2 separate regions of the Mus musculus genome follow, and region 1 is linked to region 2. A link is a loop called in an ENCODE intact Hi-C map of the cell type or tissue named here. Cell type or tissue: gastrocnemius. All regions are shown on one strand.

Region 1 (5,000 bases), 110 kb before region 2:
AGGGGAACTGGGAAGTTGGACTACTTCAGCTTGAAGCTGAACTAGCTTGACCATGAAGGCTCATTCAGAGTTAGAAAAGTATCCAACCTCTCTGCTGCTTGGATTCCTCCACTGCTAAATAGTCATATCAATAATGTTGACATGAACTGGGGTGTAGCTCTGGGGCAGGGTAGGCTTAGCCCCAGGTCTGGGGAAGACCCTATTTTACAGAGATTGTAGGTGTACACCACCATGTTTGGCCCTAAAATCCTACTGCCTGACTACCTTAGGGTGTTACTAAAGCGATACCAGTACACTCAGTAGGGGCTGGGGGGGACATCACAGATATTGATAGTGCTTGTCCAACATGCATTATGTCCTGGTTTCAGTCGATGACACCACATGAGCTGAGATCACCACATGGCCTATGGTCCAAGAGTCCAGGAGGTAGATGAAGGAGGATCATATTTCAAGGTCAACCTTAGCTACATAGGGAATTCAAGGCCGGCTTGCTCTTCATGAGACCATGTCTCAAAAAACCAACCAACCAGCCAATCAACTAACCAACCAACCAACCAACCAACCAACCAACCAAAAAAACCAAACAGCAGTCAAATATAACATCACTATAGTGACATCTGCAATTGGGACTATTGGTTTGTGACTTAACAGTCATAGTGAGAGGCACCCTCCTTCAGATCTCTAACTCTGTGACAAGGGAGAAGCTACCCTAGGAGACTAGTGCATTTTTTCTGATGTACTTTTTAAAAAAAAATTATTTATTTACTTTATTTATATGAGTACACTGTAGCTGTCTTCAGACATACCAGAAGAGGGCATCAGATCCCATTACAGATGGTTGTGAGCCACCATGTGGTTGCTAGGAATTGAACTCAGGACTTTTGGAAGAGTAGTCAGTGCCCTTAACCGCTGAGCCATCTCTCCAGCCCCTGATGTACTTTATAAAAATTAATTTTTAGTTACTTTATAAAGAAATGGGTCTCATTATGACACACACAGGTAGATAGATGATAGGTGTGTGTGTGTGTATGTGTGTGTGTGTGCTTGGTTCCTATTTACTTGATATAATGTTTAAAGGTATCCATAACAGATAAAAAGAGCATTTTAAAGCAGTTACCTGAAAGATTCATAAGCATAAGCCTCTTACTCCATAGGATGATGACAAAAGATAAAATGTATTTTTTAAAGTTCATCTAACACAACTCAATTATTTATTTATTTATTTATTTATTTATTTATTTATTTATTTATTTTAGACAGGGTATCATGTGGCCCAGTCCAGCATCAAACTCACTATATCACCAAGGAATTGAGTTTATGATTCCCCTCCTCTCAAAAATGGGATTACAGGTGTGCACATCACAGAAGGTTTTATGTGGTATGGGGGATGGAACCAGGGCTTTGTACTCTACCATCTGAGTCACTCCCCTGCTCCCTAGCTGTTTGTTTGTTTGCTTGTTATTCGAGACAGGGTTTCTCTGTGTAGCCATGGCTGTCCTGGAACTCACACTGTAGACCAGGCTGGCCTCGAACTCAGAAATCTGCCTGCCTCTGCCTCCCGAGTGCTGGGATTAAAGGTGTGTGCCACCACTGCCTGGCTAGCTAAGGTTTTTAAAAGATGTGTGCCATATGATTGCATAGGGAAAAAAAGATTTCTAGATTCCAAGTTTCTCCTAATGAAGTATGTGCAGGAGTCATATGAGGGAAAGCTTGGGAATCTTGATAAAAAGATACACAAACAACTGTTGGGTAGTCAGTGGGAGTGGTGAGCACTTTGACCAGAGGAGATGGGGTAGGGGAATGTGGTAGTTTAAATGTGTTTAGCCCATAGGAAGTGGCACTTTTAGGAGGTGTGGCCTTGTTGGAGGAAGTGTGTCACTGTGTAGGTGGGCTTTGAGGTCATCTCTTAACGCTCAAGCTCCATGAAGTGTGGAAAAGGAGTCTCTTCCTGGCTGCCTTCAGATCAAGATGTAGAACTCTCAGCTCCTTCTCCAGCCCCAAATCTGCCTGGATGCCGCCATGCTTCCCATCATTTTGGTAATGGACTGAACCTCTGAAACGGTAAGCTAAGAGCTGCCTAGGTCACGGTGTCTCTTCATAGCAATAAAATCCTAACTAAGACAGGGATGCTGACAGAGGAACACAATTCCATGTTCTTAGAGAGTCAGAAGCAGAGCAGGTGGCCTGGGATGTGCCTATAGATACCCTAGATCCAGTTGTCCTCAAGGTTGGCTTGGGATAGAAGCCATCTTCTTCTCCCAGCAGAGAACTTGTCTCTATTCTCTCCCTCATCTTTTTGCCAGGCCTAGTGCTTTTCTGAGAGTGCCACCAAAGGTTGTTATTGATCAGGACAAGTTCTCACAACTCCAAACCAATCTCCTGGGTGGCTGGATCAGAGCAGATTAAGGTATTGGAGTTGACACTTCCTCTCCTGTCTGGCTGTGGCCCACAGACCATGATCTCTTCATGGGCTCTGGTTGGAATAGTGATGGTCTCGGAGTGGAGCCTTTCCCGGTAGGGTCTATATGCTATGATGCTGCCTACCTGTGTACAGCCACTGGGTGGTGCTGCTGCCCCTGTCTGCAAGCAGGAGGCCAATGCTAGAGCAGGTAGTTAAGGCTTTGTGCTTTGGGTGTGGTGGTATTCTTGGGATTCATTCTTGTCCCCTGCAAGTCTATCCAAGCAAGGGAGCCTTGAAATATGCTAGTCAGTCACCTAGCAGAGACTCAGGAATCCTATTGTTTGCTCTGTTGTTTGTAATACAGTGTGGGTAGTTGTAGGACTTTTTTGGCATGCCTTCAGTTTAAGAATCCATTTGAAGGAACTAGAGAAAGTACCCAAGGAGCTAAAGGGGTCTGCAACCCTATAAGAGGAACAACAATATGAACTAACCAGTACCCCCCCCCCCCAAGCTGTGTCTCTAGTTGCATATGTAGCAGAGGATGGCCTAGTCGGCCAAAAATGGGAGGAGAGGCCCTTGATCTTGCGAAGATCATATACCCCAGTACAGGGGAATGGCAGGGCCAGGAAGCAGGAGTGAGTGGGTTGGGGAGCAGAGCAGGGGGAGGGTATAGAGGATTTTCCAGAGAGCATTTGAAATGTAAATGAAGAAAATATCTAAGAAAAGAAAAAAAAAGAAAAAAAAAGAATCAATTTGTATATTGGCTGAGAATATAGTTTAATTGGCCAAATGTTTGCCTAGTGTTCAAGAGGTCAGTACTGCCTAAGTCAGATGTGACAGTGCCTGCCCATAATGCCCTCTGCCCACAAGAGAGTAAAAGCACATAGACATATGGTTTCTGCACCCGCCTCTTTGAGTTAACACACTTGGAACCTGGCTTGGGGGTGGTGTAGGAAAAGCCCCCGACGTTGGTGTTTTTCTCCCTCTCTTCGTCTCAGAGAGTTTATTTTGACTCTCAGTTTCTGTGGAGTCACTGTGTGCTTTCCTGGTCCCAGGCCTTTTCTTTAAACATTACAGTTTCTGTGCAAAAGGCAGATCGCCTGTACTGGGGATAAACCATTCCTTCCAGGCACAGAGGATGATCTTGGGAAGCCATACAAACCAGACCAATCTTGTCATGTTTGCCCTCAGCCTCCCTTACTTCTCTACCCAGATAGCCCCTTGTGCACATTGTACATTCACTGGTCAGATATTCGGTTGGAGCTGACTTTCCTGGTAGAGGCTCCTGCACAGGCAGAACTATACTAAGTACTGGTGTGTGTTTCTTCTGTGAGTCTGCCTCCCTCATGTCCCTTGCAGGGATCCCAAGAGCACTGAGGTGTAGTAGCTCTTAGGCTTGCTCACGCTTGCATGACTGAGGGCTGTGCCCCTTGACTTCCACTTGTGTCAGTTTGGAGCTAACCCGAATCGCTAGGCAGAGGCCCACGTGGAATCACATTTTATACAAGTTTGTGGTGATCTGTGCAAGCCCATGTCTCTCCTCAGTTTGTTTACCTTTTGTTGTTTGTTGTTCAAGTTGACGCAAATGATTCCATTTTGATTCTTGTGTCTTCCACGGTCCTTACTTTTGACCGAGATTTTTCTGTGGAAACATTTCTGTCCTCTGTCCTGTTGTGAGGGTCTGTTGTTCCTCTGTTGTACCTGTCCTGGGTAAAGTGGGTGGGTGAGGTTGTATGATTGATGGAGTCAGCACCAAATCCTCTTAGCCACACTGGATCAACAGCGTTCGGGAAGAGTGCTTCTCTGCTCAGCTCTTGAATGCTAAGGCAGCGTTATTTTGCCAGAAATTGTACTTTAGTTGATTTTTTTTTTTTAAGATTTATTTATTTATTATATGCAAGTACACTGTAGCTGTCTTCAGACACACCAGAAGAGGGAGTCAGATCTTGTTACGGATGGTTGTGAGCCACCATGTGGTTGCTGGGATTTGAACTCTGGACCTTTGGAAGAGCAGTCGGGCGCTCCTACCCACTGAGCCATCGCACCAGCCCCTTAGTTGATTTTTTTAAAAAACAGAAAACAGATGCAAAGATTAAAAAGGAAGATGCAAAATAAAAATAATTTTGATACCCACCCCCTGGCAATGGGCAAAGAGAATCCTTGCTGGTATTGGTGTTCTATCAGTCAGGAGCAGCGCAGATGGCAGTCCTTTGTGCATCCTAGCTTGATGCCTGGCTTGGTGGCAAAGCCGTTTTATGCTTAGGACTCATAAAAATCAAATCAAATCAAATCAAATCAAATCAAATCAAATCAAATCAAGTCAAGTCAAATCTAGGCAGTGAAGTGTGGGAGGAGGAAGATGGGCAGAGACCTTCATTCCACCATGCTACTCAGTGCAGGCAGGGAAAGACATCTACAGATCTGCCTTTTGCACCACATCTTTAGCAGGCCATAGACACACAGAGTCCTACTACCACCACACAGCACTGTATGGGAGGAAGAAGTCAGAGAGAGACCTGCCTGCAGACCACCATGCTACACACAGACCTGCCCTCCAGTGCAAGGCATAGGTGGGCAGAAGAGACCCACTTGTTAACAT
Region 2 (5,000 bases):
ACACAGAGCACCATATAAGGTGTCTTATTGTTGTGGCAGGATATGGGACAAAAGCAACGTAAGGAAGGGTCTATTTCATTAACTCGTTGTTTTAAGGAAGAGTATTTTGTCTCACAATTTGAGCCAAACTCCTCATGGCTGAGGAAATCACAGCAGCTGGAGTGTGAGGCTGCTGTTCACGCGGCATCCACGGTCAGGGGATGAGGGATGAGGGAGGCTGCTGCTCAGCTTGCTTTTCCTTTTTCCTTCTGTCTTGAGAGCTAGCCTGTGGAATGGTGTCACCAACGTTCAGGGTAGGTCTTCCCTCTTCAGTAAAACTGCCAGGAATCATCCTTGTGCTCAGACCCAGAGTTTTGCTTCCCAGATGATTCTGAATCCAGTAAAGCTGGCAATAAAGGTTGACCATCATGTCTCTCTCTCACACACACGCCACAGATACTGTCCTCTTTCTGTAGGGTTTTAAGCTTGTGTCTCTACGTGCAAAATGTTGGCTTTCCTGTTCCCCAACTCTGAAAAGACTCAAGGTCTGAGGCTCCCATGATTGCTGTAATTTTACGGTGCTGGGTGAGCACCACAGATTTCCTTATTTTAATGTAATCTCCCTTAGGGAATGTCAGCAAGTCAGACCTCAGCACAGGTTTGGTATATCAGAGACATAGGCAAATGTTTGCAAAGGGTCCCAAGAGAGTAAGTGTCACCCTTGAGGGGATGGAAAAAAATGAAAATGAATGTTGGAGTTGAATGGTTACTGTCAGAGGGAAGCAGGACCTGGTCACATACAGTATGAAGCTATTAGATCGTGGCTGCTATGGGCAAGGGAATGGGCTTGTGGAGATAAAAGGACAGAAGAGAGGAGAAAGGCCTAAGGGGATGGCCTGGAGATACACCATTCCTGGGGTTCAGGCCCTTATTAACAACCAACATGGCCCTTCCTTCAAAGGGAGTCAGAGAGATTTTATTCTGGGTCACAAATGAGTTGCTGCGGTCTAGGAACTCAGATTCAGGTCATTCCTAGTGACAGCTACACTGTGGAAGTGGTCACATGAACTGCCTGATGACACTGCCAGCTTCTGGGTTCGTGGAAGCTTGCTGCCTGCTAAGCTTATGCATTCAGAAGGTTTTGACCGATAGATAATCAGAGGGTGTTGGGTACAATGCAAAAGATGGGGAAGACCTTTCTATCTCTGGATCTGCAATACTATGACTCTCAACAGTCATGAAGTTCTAATCACCTTTAGAATCTTTGACACTGGTCTGGCATTTCTAGGAAATTCTCCTCATGCCTCAAGCAATGTCCTGTAGGCCTGTCTCTGCCAGCTAGGGCCTCTGTGACCACAGCATGGACTTAGAAAGCCATTGTCAGGGGTAGAATTGATTTCCCACTCTTGGCACTAGGGACATCTTTGCTTTAGAGGGATCTGCCCTTTTTGGGTGAAGAGGAGAGGAGAGCAGTGTTTAGAAAATCTACTTAGTCTCGTGCGTAGTGGTGGCCGTATGACCTCTGTATGCCTTTAGTCAGAATTGCACAGGGTAGTATGGAGTCAGATGCCTGGTACATGAGTCTCTGCTTCATCCATCTAGCTTTCCTGACCAGTACACTGGGGATACTCACCATGTAAGATGTAGTATGTTCCCATCAGAGGTCTTGGAAGGGTGAGCCAAAGGTATGCCGGTAGTGCTCAGGAGAGCAGGCGTACTGCAATGTAATTTGGGGGTATGTGGTGAACCTGGGCTCTATAATCAGCTTTGGAAAATCGCCTTTCTCGATTTAGTTTAGACAGCAATAGAGCTGTCTAAACAGTTTGCTCTGAACGAGAAAGGAGATGAAGTTGAAAATGGCTAACTGCCCTGGAGCCTCTTCCTACCAAGTACCTGCTTCCAGCCCTGACTTTAGCCTTTTACTGGTTCTAGGGAGACTTCAGGAGACTGATCAACCCCATGTTGAGGAAGGGCTGTGGGGTGCCCTCTCTGGCTTCCCACAACTCTTCCTTTCCTGAGAGCCAGATTCCCCATCAGACCTCTGGTCAGTGTCTTCTCCTCTTGATTCTTTTGTCCTGCTGACACCCAGGCTTCTGTGGTTTTCTGGAATGATAAGCTCGGTCCAGGGAGTTTTAACCCATGTCATAACAGGGACAACTTAGCATCACATGTATCTTATGAAGCTGACATGAAGACGTGTGTTTTCTTTACTTTTATTTCCTTTTTAGTTTTTGTAGATTTTTTTCCTCCAAGACAGCAGGGCTTTTGGTTCGTTTTATTTTGTCCCTGGTTTCCTCCTTTGGGCCTTGGCTAGTGCCCAAGACCCTGGAGATAGCTTTGATGAAAACAAAGCAGCCCCCTAGATCATCCCTGAAGGGACTACATCTTGGCTAATCAGAGCTTGCTTTCCTATTCTTGCCTACTGTTCTTCAGAGCCTTCCAATGCACGCTCCTTCCTTCTCTGCTGTGATCCAGGCCCATAGGCTCTTGTTCATTCCTCTGCCCTAGTTTAGCTCTCTGGAAGGGGTTGTCTTTCAGCCAGATTGCTGAGATTCTAGAAGGCTCCAGGAGAAAGTCCAGCCTCTCCAGCTGGAGAGAAAGCAGGAGCCAAACTGGCTGGAGGCCTGGCAGGCTGGACTGATAAGAATGCAGCATCCCTTGGATAGCGCACAGGGAACATGCTGGCTACGTGACCCAGGGAGGGAGTCAGCAGCTGCTGGGAACAGCCATTGCTGTAGAGAAAGGGGCACATAGGGCCTGTGAGAAGAGACTCACACACACTAACATATACACACATTACACGGAAAGGGAAACTGAGGCCAGGGGGAAGGCACACAACTTGTCTTCAATTGAATTCCTATTGTAGCTGTTCTATTTCAGGCCCATCCTGCTGGCGAGTCAACAGCAGAGCTGCTTAAAATACCTGTCTGAAGCTGGGGCTTAGCTTCCCTTTGAGTGCAAAGCCAATTCCCTCTTCAGCCGTGTTACCAGACATGAAGCTCGTAGTGTATGAGCCCAGGAAGCCATCTGATCCCTCATCAGTACTTGTTCACGTGGGAGGGTGGTGGAGATGATTCGAGGCCCCCGTGCAGTCTTTATGACTGAGACAGCTCAGAGCAACGAGCCCACACTGACACCGAATATCTTTAACATATCTTATTTATAATCCTGTCTATATTCCTACATATAAAAGTCAATACCAATTATATAAAAGTTTAAACATATCACAAACTAACGAAAAGTGGGAAAGCCACCTAAAATCCTGTTAGAGAGATAATAAACTGATCTATATGCTTCTCAGTTGAAATAGGTAAATATTGGCAATTTTGTGTGTGTGTTTTCCCTACTATATTGATATATTTTCTTCCCAACATAGTCTGTTCCTTAAAAACTATATCTGAAATCATATTGTATGTATGAGTTTAAGCTTACCTTTAACCCACAAAACATAATAATGTAATCATTTCCCCATACAATTGCACAGTTTCTATAAACTCTTTAATAGTTACATAACTGTCATTTCGGAGCACCAAGGCCATTTCTACCATCTCTGGCTCCTTGTAAAATGTCCTAGGCTAAGAAAGAAAGAGCCTTGTGTTACGTGCTGCCATGGCCAGCAAGGGATGGGCTCAGCTCCCAGCCTGGGGTGGGGAGCTCTGGTGACAGCGTTTGCCAGAAGGCAGCTGGCCCTGTCTCTCCTCCGGACATGTGCTGAGTACAGGCAGAATGAAGTGGAAAATATGCATATGAGGCGGGGCAGAGTGAGGGGAAGGGCACACTCCCTCGCCAAGGACCAAATAGGGTCTAGGGGGGCCTCCTGCCCTAGTCTTCTCTTGCCCAGAAAAGATGACGCTAAATGCCCAGGCATTTCAGCTAGTAGCACATCTCTCATCACCATGGCAGCTAAGCTGAGAGAGCTGGAGAAGTTGGGTCCTTCCCAGAGTGCTCTCTGTGCTATGGGTTCCCCCAAGGTCATCTTGAGGGTCAGCACGAGCCCTGCTTGGTTCTGTGTGAATGAGACAGCATGCTTCTGGTAATGTCTGTTGCTCAGCAACTTTATTGGGGGAAAACAGATAAATACTATTTTCCTCAAAGGGCTGCTGTGAAACTTGATTGGGTTGTTGTTGTTGTTTTGATTTTTTGTTTTTTGTTTTCTTTTTGTTTGTTTTGTTTTGTTTTGTTTTTTGTTTTGTTTTGATACAAGGTCTCATTTAGCTCAGGCTGGTCTTGAACTCACTGTATACCTAAGGACTCGACTTTGAACTTCTGATCCCCCTGCCTCCACTTGCTCAGGGCTGGGATTACAAGCATGTACCAGCATGCCTAGGTTTTGCCATCCTAGGGATCACACCCAGAGCTTTGTGTATTCTAGGCAACTGCTCTGCCACCCAGGCCCCTTACATAGGCTCTGATATTGAAATTATCTGATACAGTTCTTGATACCTGGCCAGAACTCCCTCAGTTAATTTCATTTTCCCGAGAGCCCGGTCTTGTTACGTTGCCTACTCTGACACCAAACTTGGGTTTAAGCTATCCTCTTGCTTTAGCATCCTGGGCAGCTGGTAGCATAGGTAATGGCTTAACCTTAATACCTGATTCCTTACTTCCTCTCCACTCCTTTCAAACAAGCTGAGGTCAGTAAAGAAATAGCTATTGATCACATGGATGAAAATAATTGGCACTTGTTGAGCATTGTCAATCACTGCTCGTTCGCTCACTCATTCATTCAATCAGCAAGTGCTTAGCAGTGTGCCAGGCACTTTCTCCATGCTGGGAGGCAGTGGGGAAGAAATATAAGCCATCGTCCTCCTGGAGAATACACTGTAGAAGGGGAAGATAGATAGTCGACAGAAATGAACAGGAAGTACAGCAAGTGGAGATGGGTGGTCAGAGAAATCCAGGATGGGAAATGGCTGGTGAGGGACAGGCACAGTCTACTTTACTAAGGCATTTTTGGCTGTGATCAGGAACGGAGAGAGTGCTGTTCCTTCACTGACTAGGACTAAGTAATGGGAAGTGTG

The links. Peaks named below come from ENCODE experiments on the same cell type or tissue, not always from the same donor. Only the 100,000 strongest peaks of a DNase experiment are listed, where the experiment ranks them.
Region 1: it touches region 2 in a loop (2.1-fold over the local background); 21 of 42 quality-filtered maps call a loop at or near these places.

Annotation. Positions count from the first base shown.
Region 1 is chr1:193,205,817-193,210,816 of GRCm38, forward strand. No RefSeq gene overlaps it. Among named protein-coding and RNA genes, the nearest start is that of Traf3ip3, 6.8 kb to the left of the region's middle. In gastrocnemius, a CTCF peak has its summit at 2,558 (motif pointing right); a DNase peak (open chromatin) is centred at 2,559.
Region 2 is chr1:193,313,579-193,318,578 of GRCm38, forward strand. All of the region lies in intron 3 of Lamb3 (laminin, beta 3), which reads left to right. Among named protein-coding and RNA genes, the nearest start is that of Lamb3, 14 kb to the left of the region's middle. In gastrocnemius, no CTCF peak of the experiment used is centred here; DNase peaks (open chromatin) are centred at 1,984, 2,595 and 3,648; H3K27ac peaks cover 3,433 bases.